Regions from separate parts of the Mus musculus genome. Here region 1 is linked to region 2. Evidence: chromatin loops called from intact Hi-C (ENCODE). Cell type or tissue: heart. All regions are shown on one strand.

Region 1 (8,000 bases), 130 kb before region 2:
TGAGAGTAAAAGGACTGGGACAGGCGTCGTGGCCACTCTGGTTCTTCTGGTACTAAATACACCACTATTACAGCCACAAACCACACAAGATAGATTTAAGGGAACTATTTTCCTTGTTTAGGGCAGAACTGACAAGGCAGATTCAGGAGATTCTTGGGACATTTTACATGTGGAGTTTTTATCTAATCTTTGTAAAAACTATAAACATGTAGTATATCTTCTATGTGTGTGTGTACCTGTGTGTGTGTGTGTGTGTACCTGTGTGTGTGTTCATGTGTGCACATGTGGGTATGTGTAGAGGGAAGTGTCAATTCCTTAATTGGTTCTTGATTGTGTCAATAAAGGAGGCAGAAGCCAATTGCTAGGTGAAGGGAAGAAGGTGGGACTTCTGGGACATAGAGAAATTCAGACCAGGCTTTGGAGAGAGGAAGCTGCAGACATGTAGGCCTTGGGGCCCCTAGAATTTGTAGCCTCTGCTGTGAGCAGGGAGAATGGAGATAGCTAGTTAATAAGATTAGTGCAGGAAATTCTTCAACTAGTCATTGAGTTATCTAGATAGTTTTAAAATAACAATAAAATAAAAAGTAAAAATAATAAAAAAATAAAACTGTCTGTGGCACTGAGGTGGGCCGGAGAAGAAAGAGGGAAAAATGACCAACTGGCTGTTGGTGGAGCTGAGTGGAATTGGTGGCTGCTGATCTCAGAGCAAAGCCGAGAGCACGGGCAGACCACCTGAGAAGGTAGAAGCGTGTTTTTAAAAATTACACAAACAGGTATGAGTATGCATATGTATATGCAGGTCCATGAGTGGAGGTCAGAGGACAAGATGATTGTTGGCCCTCAGGTACCATCCACCACCACTACTACTTCTACTACTTCTTCTTCTTCTTCTTCTTCTTCTTCTTCTTCTTCTTCTTCTTCTTCTTCTTCTTCTTCTTCTTCTTCTTCTTCTTCTTCTTCTTCTTCTTCTTCTTCTTCTTCTTCTTCTTCTCCTTCTTCTTCTCCTCCTCCTCCTCCTCCTCCTCCTCCCCCTCCCCCTCCCCCTCCCCCTCCCCCTCCTCCTCCTCCTCCTCCTCCTCCTCCTCCTCCTCCTCCTTCTTCTTCTTCTTCTTCTTCTTCTTCGATAAGATCTTTTCACTGGCCAGGATGAACTTTGCCAAGGAGGCCAGGCTAATGGGTCTGCCAGAAGATTCCCAGGAACTGGAGTTAGGGATGGCTATGGATGCTACAAATGAAGTCCAAGAACCTCGGTCATTAACCAAATCAAAAGCTGTCTTTTCAAAGCCTTCTTTGTCAGTTCCCTCTGCTTATAAACCATGTACATATGGAACTAAAGGTTCTTTATTGCATCTGAGTCTGGCCAGACCATCTCCTTTCATTGTATCCTATCAGAACAGGTTGCTTGGGGCTGGACCTGTCTGTCTCCTCCACCTCCATATGTTAAAGTCTTTTTCTCTGTGTAATTGAATTTGGAGGAAGGAAAAGCTTTTGGGAGATAATCAAGCTTTATATAAGACCATGAAGATGGAACCCTCTTTAGTGGCCTGATTGGTGAATAATGATGCCTATAGCCAATAGCTGGGCAGAAGAGAGGTAGGCGGGATTTGGGTTTCCAGACTTGGGTTCTGAGGAGACCACTAGAAGGAAGAGAGAGAAGAGGGAGGAGAGATGCCATGTAGGTGAGTTATAAAAACATGGCCATGAGGGCTGGCCAATTGGAGTTAAGAGCAGCCCAGATGGAATATATCAAGTTATAATTTGGGGCTGTCATGCAGAAGTAGATTCTAATAGCTTGGAGGATAGATAGATATCTCCCCAGCTCTAGTGCCAATTAAGGTTTATTATGGATATAAAGATTGCATGTCTTTTTATCTGGGAACCAAGTGATAAAAGGTGGGGAAGAGACCCCTGGTTTGAAATGAAATAATATAACATGTAACCAAACAAGAAACAACATCAGGTGGGAAGAGTCTATTCTGGCTCATAGTTAGAAGCTCAGTCCAGCATGGTGTCAGGAGTGGCTTTCCATTGTGTTGCTATTAACACTAGGCTGCTTACCCCTCATGTAGGCAGATGAGTTGGGAGTTGGGTACCCACTTTCTCCCTTCAGGACCCTCATCCACAGAATGCCACTGTTCACATGCTCAACAATTCTACTCTCACTGAGTTTTTTTTTTTTTCTTTCAAAATGTCATTGGAGACGCACTTGCTAATGCCCTATGCATTCCTTAATTCAGTCAGGTTGACAGTGTAGATTAATGTCACACTGGGGAAGCTGGTTTGCAGAGGCTGGAGGACAGAAATTCATCTGGGACCCACATGACCCCCAAGCCTCATTTTGAGCCTTGTATATGAGGGTAATAGAGAATCCTGTCACTCAAGCAATGGTACTGGGGAAATTGAGATCCATTTGACACCAGCATTCAGGACTCAGAACAGGTACTTAAAGGCTTACTGAGGCTCAGGTAGCCAGAACAGGCAAAAGATCAAGCCCATGTTGAAGCCAGCCCCAATGTTTGGTGGGTGGGTAGCTATGCACCTTCAGTGAACAACAGTGACTGGAGTTGTGGAAAAACAGCACGTACTGTACTGCAGTTGGACCCAAGAAAGCTTCAAAGAAGGAAGCTGAGTAATTTCTAGGTGTAACATGTGCTTTGAATCACCCGCTGTGAACTAGCCACAGTTCTACAAATAGTGTCAATGGGACAGAAGGTGCAACTGGGGCTCACACAAGGGCCCTGATCCCTGCGGAGAAAACATTGCCCTGAACGGGGATTTTTTTTTTCCCCCAGAAAAAATACAAAGCACCAGGCAATGAGGCCAACTAGCTGAATCCAGTCTAGAGATGTGGAGGGTACTGGACTTTGAAGATGGTTTTGATGCCTGAGAATAAGTTACAGGAGGAAGGGTATTGAAGAGATAAATTCTAAGAGAAGAAACAGTGAGGTTGATAGTGACCTCTCAGACTTGGCTTCTCTTAGAGCATGCAATGAAATATTATTTACAGGAGAGGAACCTGAGACAATTAAACAGTCATTTTATAAATGTGTGTGCGTGTACATGTGCATGTGCGCGAGTGTGTGTGTGCGCGCGCGCGTGTGTGTTTTGAGACTAGGTATTGACTACACTAAATAACTCACTGAATAGGCAACGAAGACTTTGGCTTCTGCATCTCCTTGCCTCTATCCTTCTTGTTCTGGGATTACAAGCATGAACTACCAACCCAGTTTTCTGTGGTGCTGGGGATTATACTCAGGGATCCATGTATGCTAGGCAAATAACCTATCAACATCTCTGATATGCAGCTGGCTTCCATCTCAGTGTTCTTCAGGGCGAGGGACCATTAGTTTCAGACACACCATTTGGAAATAGAGACACACTTGTAAACTGGAGTCTCCTTTTCTTTAAAAATAAGCATAAATTAATTATGCATTAAACATAATGGTTTCACGATGACATTTCCATTCATGCATGTATAGTATGTGATCATATTCCTCTTCTGTTATCTTCCCTTGTCCTCTTTCCCCCATCTCACCGATCCCCTTCCCCTTCTCAACTAGTCCCCTTTATACTCTCATGTCCTCTTCTGGGGATGGAGTGACCCAATGATTTCCACTGGGATTCCTCACAGGGACATGCATATGGGTTTATATACAGGAGCATGGGTGCCTCTCCATTCTCCCAGCAACCACTTCTTCTTATAGATCTTTTGGGAGAGGATAGGCCTATTGAATCCCATTTCCCTAACAACTACCAAATGCCTATAGAGCCTTAAGGAGAAGTGGGGCCTTATGAGCCCTCTCCAAGTGGGACCCGGCAAGCAGTCCTGAAGCTTTCCTCAGTCCTGCCCTGGAGTTTTGTTTAGGGATAACACGCTATATCTATGATTTGTCACAAGAGGGCAGAATTGTCCAATTATGAAATCAAATCTATTTCTGAAGACTCAGGAAAGACCTGGTTCCGCTTAGCTGACTTTTGGTTGAGACTACACCAAGGAGCGTCCAACACAGACATCTAGAAGCTGCAAGCATCTGCGGCGTGAGGTGCCAGGTAGCTGTGAGGAGAACCCTGGCACCTGTGCTTGCCCAGACGCAGTGTCTTCATAACAACAAGCAGAAGCAGCTGCTGTGCCAAGGTGTTTCACACACCTCCTGACACACAGATCCCAACAACCACAAGACACAGGTTTTCACATATCTTACTTTACACATGAGGCAACAGAACCAGAGTTTGTGACTTTACTCAACGTCACAGTGCAGGTAAGTTCTGCCCCTTGAGTCAAGGACACCTGACTCAGAGTCAGGGATTTAAGACACAAAACTAGAGTAGTAACAATACCAGACTGAAAACTACACACTAATGTGCCTGAGGTCTGTGATTGCTATGAAAATAGAAAGCCACATTTTCCTGTTTTCTCTCCCCCCCCCCCCTTCACTCTTGAGTTTCAGTTCTGGCTCTTAGGATGCCTTGGGCACTTCCCAGAACTTCTCTGTATTTGTCAGTGAAGTAAAGCAAACCCTAGCTTTTCCTACTAGACTAAGGGAAGAGGAAAAGCACGCTGTCTGGGGAACTGAGTCTCTGATACCCTTGTTCAGCTACTACCCTAGAGCTCTGTAAGCACCTCACAGCTCTGTAAACACACGAACGAAGGCCCTGTATGCCCAACACTTAGAAATTCTGTATCTAAATAATAGTGATGGTGATGATGGTGGTGGTGGAGGAGGAGGAGAGAGAATGGAATCAACAGCTTATCTTTACTACATAGTGAATGTGACCATCTATGTATGAAATACTTATATTTTTGTGAAGCAATAAAGACTAGGTTTCTTGACCAGGGAGGTGGGATGAGTGGGTTGGTGGGAGACAGAGGCATTTCTGTGAAACTGGGGTTCGCTGAGGGAGCAAACTCTGAGCTGCATGCGAGTCACCCTAGCCTCCGTTGCTCATCGGGAGAAGCATGTGGCTTTCCGTTGCCCAGTTCTACAGCATGGCTCCAGAGGCTCAGATTGGCCCATGTATCTATACTGTGCTGCAGGCCCTGATGACTCTTCACTGTGATAAGATTGAAGTTTCTATCTCAACTCATTTGAGGCAAACCATAACACCACCGCCTAATTATAATATATCTATTTCTTGTATGCAATTCAGGTTTGCCTCGCCTCTGCTTGAATAGGGGGAAAAAGAAGTTTGAAATACATTTTCAATGATTTAGAAGACACTGTTCCTCTGTAGCTCTGGGGCCTCTCTGATCCCAGAAGACAGGCCTGAAGCTCCACCTTCATGCTGGCTAAAAGCCAGAGTCCTCTCAAGGACGTCGGTGAGTCTCCAGCAGGCTTCTGGCCTCTCAGATCCCCTGCTCTGGGGATCAGCTCTTTCCGCAGAGTCAACCTCCCTTCTAAGTGGGAAACATGTTTTTGTCCTGTTCTCCTAGGCAAAGACATTTGTCTTCTTTTAGTCCCTGCTTCCAAAGCTGAACCTGCCCTTGGATTTCCAAAGCCACCAGGGTGTTGTGGAAAACAACAGGCTTCCTCTTCACAGGGCCCACCCTCTTTTGCTGGTAGTGAGGAAGGTAAGGAGATGGGCAGCAATATGGTTCATCTGAGGTCAAGACGTCAGAGTGTGGAGAAGCGAGTGGGACATGAGATGATCGCATTGAAGAGGGCACCCAAGACTGAGTGCTAGAAGGCCAGGTTTGAGATGAAAGAATCCAAGGGAATGTAGCTATTCCTGGGGGTGGATCTAGGCTCTGGGAGAGTCATGTCTGGCTCAGGGGAGATATATGGTATTCATGTGGTGTTCTCTCCTGTAGGAGTCTAATGAAAACAGGAGGGAAAACCAGATGGCGACATAAAAACTTGGAAGACTTTTCTGCTATGTCAGCATCACATGTTCTTTTGTTTAGGGTGGGAATAGATGCCCTGGTTGGGTGCAGCATGAAAGAAAATGATGTCATTTGGTTAGAGTAGGACCATTTTTGGTACCTTGCCTTCTGTATCAAAGGACTCTTGAGTAGGAAGTCAACTTCCATTTAGAAATGCTTTCCCTGTGCCCATCCCCTACCCCTAGCCTGCCATCACTGTGCAGAAGGGCCTCCTCCTTCTTACTATCTACAAAGACAGAGAGCAGGAGTCTCTTATTTACCTGTTTGCCCAGGGTAAAGCACAGGATACCATATACCATGAGTCTCAGCTAAATACACAGCTTCCCACAATCTCCAGATGTTAACTTGATTCTTTTCTCATTCACGTCTACTGCTCTGTCCTTACTACTAGTGCTCCATGAACATGGCGTTCCTTCTTCCTGGTGTCTCCTAACAGCTTTCCTGACATGTCTGCCTTAAATCTACCAACAGCCCAGAGCCACAGCAGATTTCCACAGCTGGAATCTATCCTGCATCAGCTTTTTTTGAGAAAGTTCCTACTGCCTGTAGAAGAGGAGCCATAGGCCTTGATGGCAGAGGCCTTTTACCTTTACCTGTCTGCTCCCTTTAATTTTACTTATTTCACCCTGCAAGGATTTCTGGCCTCTCTTTTCTTCTGAGCCTGCCTTTACTCTGCTTCTCTGCCTGAAAGAAATTCTATTTTTTCTTTTTTTTTCCCCTTTTTTTGTTATTCCTGCTTCTTTGTATTCAAATCTTATTCTTTTTCTATCACCATGTTCTTTGAGCTTCAAAACCGTTTGCATTATAGTTTGAATGTAAACTGGCCCCTATTAAGCTCAGCTCCTGGGTTGTAGTGTTATTTTGGAAGGTAGAAGTTAGATGAGCCTAGTCAGAGGATGCAGGTTACTAGAGATGTCCCAAGGGAAGATAGGCCTTGTCTGGGTCCCTTCCCATCTCTGCTTCCTGTCTTCCGAGAGATGAAGAACTCTGTCTCACTACAACTACAATTCAAACTCCTTATTATTTAACAGTTGTGGTCCATCCCATGGGCCAAGTGAATGGGTACCTCGGATCCAGCCCAAGTTCTAGCCTCCGTTCTGACTCCAGCAAGGTGGGCACATCACTCTCGTGCACTGCATCTTTCACCTTGGATGTGATGGAGTAGCTGGTGCTGACCGTATGTTCCATGCACACCTGTAGGCACTGTGCCTGGGAGCTGGTCCTGCACAGCACTGTGGTGACCCAGGTTAGCCTAATGGGTTGCAGTACAACAGTGTTCATGGTGGTGTTGGTCTGGCAAAAAGCAGTGTTCTTTCTTTGAAATTGTTTCAAGGCAATGGGCTGAGTGAGACCCGGATCCATCTGCCGTCCCAGGACTTAGGAATTAGATGCAGGAAGATTTCTAAGCTCCAGTTTGGGGCTTCCCAAAGAGCTGAAAGTCTCAAAAGAAAATCTGTGGGTTGGGGATTTAGCTCAATTGGTGGAGCACTTCCTAGCACACACTAAATCCTGTATCCAGTCCCCAGCATTGTGCCCCTCATGTGGTGATGGCGTATGCCTGGAATCCCAGCACTCTTGAGGTAAAGGCAGATGGATCAGAAGTTCAAGGTCATCCTTCTCTTTTCCATGAAGCTAGCCTGGGCTACTCAACAAAAAACAAAACAAAACCAAAAACACCCAAAAACCCCAAAACTATATCTCAAGTATAGTCAGTGCTCCTCCTTCCTCTTCACAATTATTTATGTGTGTGTGTGAGTGCACTGTCGCTGTCTTCAGACACACCAGAAGAGGGCATCCGATCCCATTATAGACAGTTGTGAGCCACCATGCAATTTCTTGGAATTGAACTCAGGACTTCTAGAAGAACAGTCAGTGCTCTTAAACACCGAGCCATCTCTCCAGCCCTAGTCAGTGCTTCTTAAACTACTGAGTTTACAAGATGATCCTGAGAAACAGATTTCATGTTGAAGTGAATGTGGGCTCGGTTGCATGCTTTTTAGCTTGGCCATAGATTTCCAGGACATGTCTTGCACCCAAGACTCTGAGAAGCTCTGTGATTAAGAATCCTACTTATTTCCTACCTTCAATTTACTTGCCAACCTAATTCGTTCTCCTTTGC
Region 2 (8,000 bases):
GTGCCCAGGACAGCAGCCCCTTCTCCTTGGAAAGTCCAGCGTCTCCTGCTAGCACTGCCAAACCCAACTACAGAATCATGGTGGAGGTGTCTCTGAAGAAAGGTAGGAGTAAGGTGCCAAGTTTTTTTTTAATTGAATATTTTCTTTATTTACATTTCAAATATTGTCCCTTTTCCTGCCCCTGTCCAAGACTATGCCAGTGTCTGCCAGTCTCTGTCAGAGCTACCCAGGCCTCTATCATATGGAAACATCACAGAATGAGGTTTGCTAGCAGATAATAATATAATAATAAGGCATAAGCCTTATCCAGTTGGGTTTAAATCAGGTCCCTTCCTTCCTTCCTTCCTTTCTTCTTTCCCTCCTTCCTTCCCTCCTCTTCCTCTCCTTCCACCCCTTTATTTAGTGTGTACCTGTGTACATGCATGTGCATATCCCCCACAGAGAACAACTTGTCGGAGTTAATTCTCTCTTTCCACCATGTGGGTCCTAATGATTGAACTCAGATTATCAAGCTTAGGGACAGTTATCTTTGCAGCTGAGCACTATCTCGCTGGCTCCTCATCCTGCTCCTGGAAGCTTATCTGTGCCATCTGAACCCAGACAATATCTTTTGATGAGATGGTTAGCAAGCATATAACAGAGAACTTACTACACACACACACACACACACACACACACACACACACACCATACCATAATGGACCAGGCCCTAGACTCTGCAGTTAATATCTTGCTGAGACCTTGAGCAGCTCACTGGCCCTCTGTGGGCCTATTTTCTTTCTTCTGCAAGATGACCAAGGTTTTGTTTTTTTTTGTTTTTTTGTTTTGTTTTTTGTTTTTGTTTTTTTAATCTAGACGACATTCAGAGTTCCACAGCCATCCCCTCTGCCCAGATGATAATTCTAGAAGGCTTTAGAGGCCTGCTCTGCCATAGTGAAGCTGAGCTGAGATTGGAAGGACAAGGGACAGTGTTAGATGCAGAGCTTGTCTCCACCTACAGTGATAAGCAAGCATTCTGGGGACAGAGGGAAGACTGGAGTAGCTGGTGCAAGTGGAAGGAGGTGGGGTTGAAAGATGGAGAGGAAGGAAAGGGTTTCAACGAAGAGGCTGGGAAACCAGAGAAAGGGATAAATGAGGAGCAAATGTGTGTAGGAATGGGGGCCAGAAGCAGGCAATGGGCCCCTTGCCGGATGCATGTCTCAGTGCCTCTGCTGGACCACAAGCTTGCTAAGCCTTCACGCATCTCTGGCACAAAATCTCGGTAGCCATAGATCTGTCTTTGTACACTGCCCATAGGGCTCCTGTGGTGAAGTTCAGGGAGCAGGCATGGCATGGTATGTGGGTGAGTCATGGCGTTAGTCTGCTGCTTCTCCTGATGGCCTGCACTAGAACCAGTGCTGAGATGCTTTAAGCAGCCACATCATAGCCTCTGTCCCCGCAGATTGTTTCAGTCTTGCTTGGTGTGAGCTTCAGGGACCCACAGGCCTATTAAGCCAAAGAGCTCTTGCCCTGGTTAGGAGACCTGGGTATCAGGATCGACTTTGATCTCTGTTCACAGTGCATGTCACAGCCCATATATTTTTTAACCTTGATAACAATAACCCACAACAGCCATCCCTCTTGGTGCTGTTGGGAGAACAAACATCAAAAGGTGAAACCACTTTTTCTAAGCTATGTATGCCTAAGGAAAACCTGAAGGAGGCTCTTTCTCCTTACTACTCCATGGACCTTCCATTTGGTCCTTCCTAGCTGCCATGTTTTTGTTTCCAAGGCCTTTCCAATCTAGCCAACCATCTGTCTCCTCTGCCATTCTGGAGGTCCCCATACCCCTAACATCACCTGCATTCTGTTTGTCTAGGACCCATGTGCCCTGTGCAACCATCTTCTTCTCACATCTTCCCAGTTACCTCATGGACGGCATGAGTGCCTGTAGGGCAAGACTTCATAGGTCTGGTCCTTTCCAGATTTCCTTGTTTGAAAGCAGCCTGTCGCCCACCAATCCCTCAATTCAAGACTGCCTTGGAGAAATTTTATCATGCTATGCTTATATTCCACCCCTTTGGAGTATATTCTGTGCACTCCTGTTTCTGCTTTGCTGCCCTCTTTACCCCTCTGGACCTTTCCAGTGATCCTTGCACTTCCATTCTTAACCATCCATAGTTATCTCTCCTTGTAAAGCCAGATATATTACTAAAGATGGAAGTTAAGGTATACCACTTCCTCATTCCTGACTGTCCCATGGCATTTCTTCTCAGTCAAAGAGTTTGTTTTTGTATACCTGTGCATACAAAGCCTTTTGAGTCCAGCCCTTGATCCCTGCCCTATGCCACCTCATCTCTCTCTGCATCCCGCATTCCTGGTTGCCTGGGATCCATGCTCTTGGGTCCATCACCTCTCTGCATGTCTATCCATGTTCTGCCCACAATGGCCTTTCAGGACCTATAGCAACATGATGTATTCCTCCCAGCCCAGCCTATGCCTGGGCTGTTTCCGCTAGTCAATTGTCTGCCCTGTCTCCTCATCCTGGCTCTTTATTGTCATCCATGGTTTAGACTAAATGTAGTCCCTGAGGCATGAAGGGCTGTGCTGCCACCTTCTAACACGGTCCCATTCATTTCCTGCATAGATCACTGTCTCCTCCCCTCTTCCCACTTCCTCTAGCTCTTGCCTGGTGTCTTCCCTCTCTCATTTCCTAGTGTTTCTCCATTTGACCTTACTACACCCCCTTCTCATTGTCTGCTTTGGGCATCATTTGGTCCCCAAGTGGCCCCTGTGCACAGTGACACGCCACACACAGGGCTGGAATGAATGTTGTGTCCAAGACACTTGACAAGCCCAGGATGTCAGGGGTCAGAGACACCTAATAGGCTAGTCCCCACCCCAGAAAGGCTCACATCTTCCACTCTTCCTCCATTTTGCATTCCAGAGGCAGGTGTTGGCCTGGGGATCGGCCTGTGCAGCATCCCCTACTTCCAGTGCATCTCAGGCATCTTCGTTCACACACTGTCACCAGGATCCGTGGCACATCTTGATGGACGGCTGAGGTGAGTCCTCATTTCTGAATAGACCCTTGTCTTACAGCATGGAGTATCTTGAGTTGACCTCAGCAGAAATGGTGAAATATTCAGTCTTGATTCTGTTACACATCAACAGCTGCCATGTCAGTCACCTGGTGTGGTAAATACAATTTGGGTGTTTTTAAATCCCACCTTAGATTGTTTTGTTCCCAAACGAAAGACACAAAAGCTTTATATTTATAATAAGCCTTAAAAGTACTAGAGCTGGGCTCTAAGCTACTTGATCTATTTCCCTGTCAATAACCCTGAGATATCATTTGGCCTGTTCTACCTGGGTTGCTCTTTCAACTGGCTGGCCATGTTCTCACAATCCACCCACCACATGATACTCTCTTCCTTCTTCTTCTCTTTACCTTGTGGTCTCTGCCTCAGACCCAAAGCCTGGGAACCCAAACTCTGCCTACCTTTCTCCTGCTCAAGCCATAGGCATCTTTATTGACCAATCAGGGATAATTTTGGGGTCAAGATGACATAGCATCACTTGGTATACATAGGGATCTCTTCATCCCTGATGATCCACTCATTGGGGGCAAACAGATCTCAGGGGCCAGTATTTAGCATTGCAATGCACAGCAACAGATCAAACCTCAACAGCAGGATTGCGGTCTTCGCAGCCCTACACCAGAGCTGCTATGCCCAGTGTTACTGATTCCTAAGAAGTCTGTGTGCATGTAACAGTTAAAGAAACACGGCTTCTGAGAATGCCGGGCTGCAAGGGCAAATAGAAAGGAAGCATATTTTAACTCAGATTCAACACACAGAATCCATGGTGTCACAGATGGGCATCTCTCAGGTTTACCTGTGAGCTCTACATGCAGACAGAGGTGTTTTAAGCCAACCAGCCATGTCCATGCATGTCCTTGCTGAGAGAAGCAAAATGATTTTAGATACTGCAGTCACACCTCTACAAAGAACTCCTGCAATCAGTAAGTGATCTGATTAGGTAGAAATCATTTATCTTAGTTTAACCTGTTACAATACTTTTGCAGCTATTCTAACATCTGCCAGTGGTATAAATGCATCTGTTGCTAGGACACACTTTTGCTAAGCAGGAAGGTTTTGTCCTGATTTTCAGTTTTTTTTTTTCCTAGTGTGAGAGTCAGGATAGAGATGCGGAGCTAGGAATAGATCTGTGCTGCCATCTGCAGGAGAAGCACTGCTACTGTGCTGGGGACATTCCTGCAGAGATAGGGGCCCAGGAGCAGGGCTAGGTGACCTAGCTCTAGAGTCAGGGCATCTTGTTGCAGAATTGGTGGACCCAACTCAGAGTTGGGGTGTTTATTTTATCTCTTTTGCCCCCATCAGAGGCCCACCATGGGGTAGGGACTCTTCTGTGTTACATGGCTGGAGTCTTCAATTATTCAAAATTCAAAAAATTAATTAAAAATCCACATCCAGAGAATGTGAATCATCTTGGCAAGATAAGGGGGTCAGCTCTGCAGAAACACAGAAGGAAGCAGGGGGTGCAGAGTCAGGAGACTCAAGTTCTCATTCTGACCCAGCTGATCACTTGAAAACGACTACCTGCTACCTTCGTTTACACTAACGTTTTGTTTGAACACAGCCATGCACTGTTCTTGTTTGCTGTCCAAGGTTGCAGCTGTCACCTACAGTGACAGAGTTGAACATTTGTGACACAGACATCATGTCTTGGAAAACAAACATTTACTCTTGGCTCTTTACAGAAAAGTGTCCCTCCCCAGTATAGGTTGCAATAGAAAAGTCATTTCACCATTGATGCCCCAGTTTCTCCATCTGCAAGGGTGGAAGGAATTGGGCCATGTCTTAGGGTTACTATTGCTATGATGAAACACCATGACGAGAAGTACCTTGAAGAGAGGGTTTATTTTACTTATGCTTCCATATCACTGTTCATCATTGAAGGAAGTCAGACCAGGAACTCAAGCAAGGCAGGAAACTGGAGGCAGGAGCTGATGCAAAGGCGGTGGAGGAGTGCTGCATAGAGGCCTGCTCAGCCTGATTTCCTATAGAACCCAGGAGTGGCACCACCACAATGAGCTGGGTCTTCCCCCATCAATAACTAACTAAGAAAATGCTCTTTAGGTTTGCCTATAACTTGATATTCTGGAGGCATTTTCTCAGTTGAGATTCCCTCCTTGCAGATGATTTTAGCTTGTACAAAGTTGCCATAAGACGAGACGGGACAGTTTATATCAACAACACGATACAATCCTGTCCTTTGTATCTTTGTTTTCTGTTTCAGTGGTTGTGTTAACCAGCATTCTGTCACTGTAGCGATTATCTGAGGCAATCGACTTATAAGAAGCGAGGTTTATTCTGGCTCACAGTTCTGGAAAATCCATATGTGTCTGACCAGTCCGACGGCATGTGGGTCTGTGATGAGGAAACACATTAGGGCAGGGAGAGGAGCCAGAACAAAGTGTTCACCTCTGTCTAGAATGCTGACAAAGAGGAGAGAGCAGAGCCACAGTGGTCCCTGCAAAGGCACCCCCCCTCCAGTAACCAGAGGGCTTACGTTGGGCCCTAGCTCCTCAGTTTCACCACCTCTCAATAGCACCCAATGGAGGATTAAGCCTTTGGTGCAAAGGCCTTTGGAAGGTACCATTCTAATCCACAGCACAGCAGTTGCTAGTACAAGCAACACCCATCTTGGAACTAAAATAAGTTTCCTTGGCGGATGTTCTTGCTTCTCTTTGCAAGGACCTCTGCTGCATCCTTCCTCAGTGATTTCTTTACCTTTAGCACATGCTGCCCAGTCCTTCCTCCTCCAAGACACTCTACTTCTGGGGACATCAAGGGCCAGGATGTGGTGAATTATGTTATGGCTGGTCAGCTAGAGAGGGTAAAGCATGACTTCAATGTTGAGCAGGTCAAGGGAAGAAGGAAGGGAGAGTGACAGGTGAACAGAGTTTGTGTTGACTGCTCTGTGCATGAATCACTGGCCCAGATGGTCCACAGTGACAGGAGTGCATTGCTGCATTGACACACAAGGAGTGGGTTCCTGAAAGGTGACCCTCTTTCTGTCATAGTTGTTAGTGTGTTTTAGGCTCCTGTGGGTGCTTTTGCAGGTGTGGTGATGAGATTGTGGAAATCAATGATTCTCCAGTGCACTGCCTGACTCTCAATGAAGTCTACACAATCCTGAGCCACTGTGACCCTGGCCCAGTTCCCATCATCGTAAGCCGACATCCGGACCCACAGGTAATGTGCCATCAGGCTTTTCTCTGCCTAGGCTCACTCGATCAGTATGAACGTCAGAGGAAGAACGGAATGGAAAAAGAGATGTTGCTGGCTGGGGTTTGATCTGTACTCATCCAAACCCTTTCAGACTTTGTGTGGGAACAACTCTCTATAGCAGAGACCCACTGACAAACTCCTAGTCAGCAGAAACAATTGATATCCACGTAGGAAAATCTTATAGCTGAGTTACACGTTTCGGGACAGAGAGACAGAAACCCAGAGTCCCATGTATCAAGTGCAAGCGATCTATTTGTGTGTGCACCTGGTGGGCACTCACAGTGAAAATATCTAGAGCTCAGCCATGAGGATTTAGGATTGAGCAAATTTATAGTGGGGATCCCAGAATAAGCTCATGGCCCCAGTAAAGAGACCACAGAGAAGGGGCAGGATCAGTAAAGCAGAGGTCACTAGAGGTTAGGTTTCTCTAGAAAATCATCCCAGTAAATGGGAGCACAAAGTTCAACGTCAGAGTCAGAAGCAATGAGCCATAGCTTTGTAAAAAGGAATGTTGGGTGGAATTGTACTATAAGTGTGCTCACACTGCTGCTGAGTCTGTTCTTTTCTGGATACAGTGGGGAGCTATAGGCCATTAGCCCGAGATGCAACAGGTTCATATTTTATTGTTCCGACCTTTGAACAGGGTAGAATATGTGGAGTATAGAAGAGAGAAATACAATGGGAGCTAGAGAAAGTAACCAAGGAGCTAAAGGGATCTGCAACCCTATAGGAGGAACAACAATATGAACTACCCAGTACCCCCCAGAGTTCGTGTCTCTAGCTGCATATGTAGCAGAAGATGGCCTAGTCGGCCATCAGTGGAAAGAGAGGCCCATTGGTCGTGCAAACTTTATCTGCCTCAGTACAGGGGAACGCCAGGGCCAAGAAGTGGGAGTGGGTGGGGGGGGGGGCGTGTGGGGGACTTTTGGGATAACATTGAAAATGTAAATGAAATAAATACCTAAAGAAAAAAAGAAATAGATGGTGAGGCCCTGTGCTACACAGAAGGCATAGGAAAAGTCTAGAGAAGAAGGAATGAGAAGCCATACTTGTGAAGATTCAGCAGGGGCTCCTCACTACTTAGCTTTGGGCTAAGAGACAGAATGTGACTTAGGGATTGGAAAAGGACAGAATGACCTAGGAGTTGGGGGGGGGGTAACATGTTTCTGGGATATCAGGATAGAGACACTACATAGGGAGCTACCCCGAGGGTTGATGCTTTTGTGAGTTCCAGGCTAGACCTAAGCTTGAGACTTGGTGCCACGCTGACAGGTAGGTGAGACCACCCTGGGCTCCCTGGTGAGAGCCATTTCCACTGGCTATTCACTGTTTCCTAGATGTGAATCCCAGTAAATGAGAGCACAAAGTTCAAAGTCAGAGCCATAGCTTGTAAGTGGATGACAGGTTTTGTGGAGCAGGCAAGTGTGAGAGCTGATGTTGACTGGAATTGTACTATAAGTGTGTTCACACTGCTGATGAGTCTGGGTTGCCAAGCTCTGAGGCTATTGTGTTGTTCCTCACTCCAAGTCACAGACAATGAAACCAAGGCTTGAAAGGAGAAGGAAGCTACTCAATAGTTGTCTTGAGCGCAGCCTCTCAGTCAGCAGTATAGTTCAGTGGTTCGAAGGCTACCAACACAGTTGTGCAACCACCACCACCACGTTTTTTGTCTTGAGAATCTGAACTCTACCCATTAAAGGATTC

The links. Peaks named below come from ENCODE experiments on the same cell type or tissue, not always from the same donor. Only the 100,000 strongest peaks of a DNase experiment are listed, where the experiment ranks them.
Region 1: a loop joins it to region 2, with 7 times the contacts of the local background. A loop is called at or near these places in 15 of 42 quality-filtered maps.

The regions. Positions count from the first base shown.
Region 1 is chr7:83,798,631-83,806,630 of GRCm38, reverse strand. No RefSeq gene overlaps it. Among named protein-coding and RNA genes, the nearest start is that of Cfap161, 7.8 kb to the right of the region's middle. In heart, a CTCF peak has its summit at 3,859 (motif pointing right); a DNase peak (open chromatin) is centred at 4,050; H3K27ac peaks cover 946 bases.
Region 2 is chr7:83,665,136-83,673,135 of GRCm38, reverse strand. Il16 (interleukin 16) reads left to right here. Exons shown (of 19, transcript NM_001360087.1): 8 at 1-102; 9 at 2,927-3,044; 10 at 6,128-6,260. Among named protein-coding and RNA genes, the nearest start is that of Stard5, 37 kb to the right of the region's middle. In heart, a CTCF peak has its summit at 4,229 (motif pointing left); a DNase peak (open chromatin) is centred at 4,225.